2 separate regions of the Homo sapiens genome follow, and region 2 is linked to region 1. Evidence: read pairs that join two places in POLR2A ChIA-PET (ENCODE). Cell type or tissue: MCF 10A. All regions are shown on one strand.

The links. Peaks named below come from ENCODE experiments on the same cell type or tissue, not always from the same donor. Only the 100,000 strongest peaks of a DNase experiment are listed, where the experiment ranks them.
Region 2: POLR2A ChIA-PET joins it to region 1 with 5 read pairs; 8 of 35 experiments call an interaction of 5 or more read pairs at or near these places.

What each region holds. Positions count from the first base shown.
Region 1 is chr15:31,367,460-31,369,959 of GRCh38, forward strand. The region is part of intron 1 of KLF13 (KLF transcription factor 13); the gene reads left to right. Among named protein-coding and RNA genes, the nearest start is that of KLF13, 42 kb to the left of the region's middle. In MCF 10A, no CTCF peak of the experiment used is centred here; no DNase peak of the experiment used is centred here.
Region 2 is chr15:31,464,610-31,467,109 of GRCh38, forward strand. No RefSeq gene overlaps it. Among named protein-coding and RNA genes, the nearest start is that of KLF13, 140 kb to the left of the region's middle. RefSeq lists an enhancer at 1-312. In MCF 10A, no CTCF peak of the experiment used is centred here; DNase peaks (open chromatin) are centred at 962 and 1,172.

The DNA of each region.
Region 1 (2,500 bases):
TCCTCCACTCCAGGCTGCCTGGCACCAACGTCCCATCCATTGGATGCTGCATTTCTCTGCGGCCCCAACACCATGTGGTCCACCTGTAGCTCTGTGTACCTCACATGCTTCCCCAGCCTGCAGGCAGAAGAAGCTAAAGGACAAGGCTCCTCACAAGGGCTATTAGGAAGCAAGGCTGAGTCTGAATTTGGGTTGGCTTCCCCCCACACCAACAGGCCCAAATCAGAGGAGACCCAGTTGACAGGGCTAATGACTAAGAGCAACAATAACAGCTGAGATTTCAGGAGTGGACCTTTGGAACGTGCCAGGCGCTGTGCTGAGGCCGGTCGTGCGCAGCCCCATGGGATCACTGTATGGACCCCCCGCATGAGGACGGGGCAGTGTGCTCACTTCCTGTGGCTGCTGTCACACATTACCGCAAACTGGGTGGCTGAAAAGCAACCGAAACTTACTCTCTCACAGTTCCAGAAATCAAGGTGTTGGCAGGGTTAATTCCTTCCAGAGGCTCTGAGGGAGAATCCACTCCATACCTCCCCTTCCTTCCCCTGCCCCCTTTCTCCCCCTTCTCACTTGCTGCCTTCCCCGTCTCCCTCACTCCCCTCCCCTCTTCTCCATGCTCCACACTTGGGAGCTCATCTCCAGATCCTGACCTGATTACATCTGCAAAGACCCTTTTTCCAGATAAGATCACATGCACAGGTTCTGGAGGGTTATCACTTGGCTATATCTTTTGGGGGACCATTATCTGCCCTACTGCTGGCAGCACGGAGCTTTTTCGAGGCCATAGCGTCACAACTCAGGGCAAACAGGGTCTGAACCTCATCTGTCAGACCTGACATGGTTAATGCTAAACCATTTAATGCTGGACTTTCCCAAGCTTTTAATGACTAGTGTGCGTTGTGAATCTCCAAGAGTGGAATTATCATGCAACATTTTCACTCTTTAGTTGACAAAATTTTTTTTCTGGAAACGATAAACAGTTTTATACAATGATAACATTTCTTTGAACATGTTTTGGGAAATATTGGACTAGATATTTAAGGAACTATATTTAAACACTTCTTCTTCTTGTTATGGAAGAAACAAATACATAGGATTTTTTTAAAAGGCCCAAGCCAGGCGTGTGGCTCATACCTGTAATCCCAGCACTTTGGGAGGCTGAGGAAGACAGATCACTTGAGGTCAGGAGTTCAAGACCAGCCTAGCCAACATGGTGAAACTCTGTCTCTACTAAAAATATAAAAACTAGCCGAGCGTGGGTAGGCGCCTGTAATCCCAGCTAGTCGAGAGGCTGAGGCAGAAGAATCACTTGAACCTGGGAGGTGGAGGCTGCAGTGACAGAGCAAGACTCTATCTCAGATTAGATAGATAGATAGATAGATAGATAGGTAGATAGATAGATACCCATAACACAGAGGAGCTTGCAACAAAAAAAATCCTCTCACCAGTCCAGCCCCACTCCCTAGACAGCAACACTTCTTTTCTGATTTTAGTTGTCTTGATGGTTACTGCCATAAATGAACTGTATTTTACTGCTGTTTCTTGATTTATCAAATTTAGATATTTTCTGTTATCCTCCTGCCATGAAATTTAAGGATTTACCTGACTCCTATCCCTCCCCTCCAACTCTTCCTAAATTGATGGATGTATTATTTTACTTATTTTGTTGACTATCTTTGTAATTTTAAATCTCTGTGTTTCATTTAGATACGTTCTTTGCACACTGTGTGCATTCCAACTTTTCCCTTAAATCCATGTTCTCTGCTGGGCCCACAGGTCAGTTGTATGGCCTTTGTTTATAGGATTGGTTCTGAAACATTGACAACTAGTGCTAAGGTTAGCATGACCACAACTGTGTAAAGTTTGCTTCCATCAGCAGGGCCTGTGCTGGGATTACATTTCCTGCCACCACCTCATGGAGTTGTTGTGAAGAATAAATAATAGAGCATAGGAAAAACCCCTAGAACCGAGCTTGGCTCGGAGCTCTTGACCCATAATCATGAGGCATTTTCGTTTACATCTAATTTGAACCACAATTTTTTTGTATGTCTTTTATTTTTCCTGGAGTTTCTAATTGCCTCTTTTTTCTTTTAAACAAAGAAGAGTGGTGTGTCTTTACTGGGTCCTGAAGTTTACCCAGCCTTTTGATGGTACTCTCTGGTGCACAAAACTCACTTTCCTCCTGGAATTTTCCCCCGTGAGTCTTGGTCCTGTGCTCCAGTGACCTCCCGGGGTCTCTGCCTCACTCTTGTCATGCAATGGCCCTTTACTATTCAGTCATGTCTCTAGCTCCTTGGTTTTATCTCATTTTAGCTGGAGTGTGTGAGACATTAACTTGGAAGGCCCTGTTCCTTTGTCTTCAGGATCCAGTGTGACTTAGGAAAAGTCTGATGTCTATCCCAGCCTTGTTCCTTTGTGGATGACCTGGTGTTTGTTTCTTCCCCCTCTCTCTATTAAGCTGTGAGAGCTCCTGTTTTTACTCAGTGTTCTGACATTGCAG
Region 2 (2,500 bases), 97 kb after region 1:
ACAGAGCACAAATCTGGAACTGATGAGTGTTGGGACTTTGTTGAGACAGTCCGTGGAGGAAGGCGAGCTAGCACAGTGGGAGCCATCAGTGGCCTCATGCTGCCCAGCTCTAAGGGCTGGGAGGCAGGGACAGACTTGAGTGCAGGAGGGCCATGCTGTCTCCTGCAGTAAAGCCTGGTGGGGACGAGGACTGCTCTGGTCACATTTCCTTCCCTTCATGGCCCCTGCACTGTTTGTGACAATAGGGTGGACACGAAGGGGCCATGGAGGATGGTGCCCGCCTAGCTCTGATGACCTGAGGGCTGGCCAGCACCACCAGCTACTGATGAATGGCCCCTGGTCACTTCTGGCTTCCTGTCCCTCTGCTGGCTTGTCCAGGACAAGTGCAGATTTAGGGACTCGGCCAAGTTACCCTGCAGCCTGGCTTGGCTCCTTCCTCCCTGTGTGACCCTGGGCAGATGATCTTATCCCTTCTGAGCCTCATCCACAAAGCTGCATTGGTGATCCTCCCCGTCAAGGATGTGAGAGTGGCCAGGCTGTGTCACGACAGCCCTGGGCTCACTGTAGGAGCCCCCAGACCCAGGGGAAAGTGGCCACCGCCCTGGCTCTTATTGTCCCTGTTCCTTCTTGTCACAGCAGCGCCTATGCTAACTTTCCTGCCTTCTGTACCACTAAGGGAGGACACTGGGCTGTGTTATTCCTGGACAAATCCACAACACTTAGTGAGCCCAGCACAAAGCAGTCCTCAGGCAGTTTGTGGAAGGAGTGCACGTCCTATCTGCTGGGGTGCCCCTTTGTCCCCTTCTCTGTCTGAGTAGATCAGGGCCCTGTGCAGCCCTCACCTCCACTGAGAAGTCTTCCTTCCTGGGCAGTCCCTGCCTGGGGCAGAGCTGAGCCCTGGTGCTTTGTGGAGCTCCTCCCAGGGCACTCCCAGACACTCCCTGGGAATTGCATGGCAGGGAGTCACCTCTGTTCCCCGGGCAAGGGGCATGCCCAGGCTCAGGCTGCTTACCCAGCTCACCTGGGCGCAGAGGAAGTCTTCTCTTCTGCACCAAAGGAAAGGGTGCTAATCACACCATCGACTGAGCCTTCAAAGGCACAGGGGCAAATCAAGATCCTGGCACCCAGACACCAAACACCTGAGGGAGGAGAGGAGGCACAGGTGAGGCTGACCAGGACAGAGGGCAGAATGTGAGCTCCACCTCCAAGAGGAAGGGAGTAGGAGGAGGCATGAGACAGGGGAGGCTCCTGGGAGGAGGAACACATGGCGCAGGCCTGTGCAAACATGCCATGGGGCATGGCGGGATTCTGTGCTTCCATGCATGTGCCTAACTCAGATGTGGAAAACCCCATGTGCAAGGAACAGACAGCTACTTGGGCTGCTCCAGGTACGTTTGTGGGGGCTACTGCATGGGCACCAGAAAAATGGACGTGGTATGGTCCTGTCTCAGGTAACTGAATCCATTTGCTGGTGGAATGGAAAACCATGCAACCTGTTTAGATCACTGTTTGGCAATTTCTAATAAAGTTAAGTACACACTTCTCATCCTGTGACCCAGCAATTTTACTCTATGTATTTTTTTTTTCTTTTTTTTTTTTTGAGACGGAGTCTTGCTCTGTAGCCCAAGCTGGACCTTTGCCTCTGGGTCTCAAGCCATTCTCGTGCCTCAGCTTCCCCCGTCGCTGGGATTACAGGCGTGGGCCACCATGCCCGGCTAATTTTTTTTTCTTTGAGACGGAGTCTTGCTCTGTCGCCCAGGCTGGAGTGCAGTGGCACAATCTGGGCTCACCGCAACCTCCGCCTCCCAGGTCAAGCAGTTCTCTGCCTCAGCCTCCTGAGTAGCTGGGATTACAGGGGCCCACTGCTACGCCCAGCTAATTTTCGTATTTTTAGTAGAGACGGGGGTTTCACCATCTTGGCCAGGCTGGTCTTAAACTCCTGATCTCGTGATCCACCTGCCTTGGCCTCCCAAAGTGCTGGGATTACAGGCGTGAGCCACCGCGCCTGGCCCCGGCTAATTTTTTTGTATTTTAGTAGAGATGGGGTTTCACCATGCTGCTCAGGGTGGTCTGGAACTCCTGAGCTCAGGTGATCCACCCGCCTCAGCCTCCCAAAAGTGTAGGGATTACAGGTGAGAGAGCCTCCGCGTCCGGCCCACTCTATGTATTTATCCAGAAGAACTGAAAGCCTGTGTCTACCAAATGCTCACAAATGTTCATAGCAGCTTTATTCCCAAACTGGAAATAACCCAAATGTCCATTAATAAGAAAACAAACACAAATGGTGGTGTGGCCAATGCAATAGGAGACTATTCATCAAAAAACATTACAAACTGCTGAAACCCACAACAATCGCAATGAATCTCAGAAACCTCAGGTTGAGCAAATGAAAACTGACTAGAAATGGCACATGCTGCATGAGGTTTATACAGAATAAATCTAAAGTGAGCACACCTGTGCAATCGCTGCTTCTGAGGGCAGGGGGCAGTGGGAAGGGCAG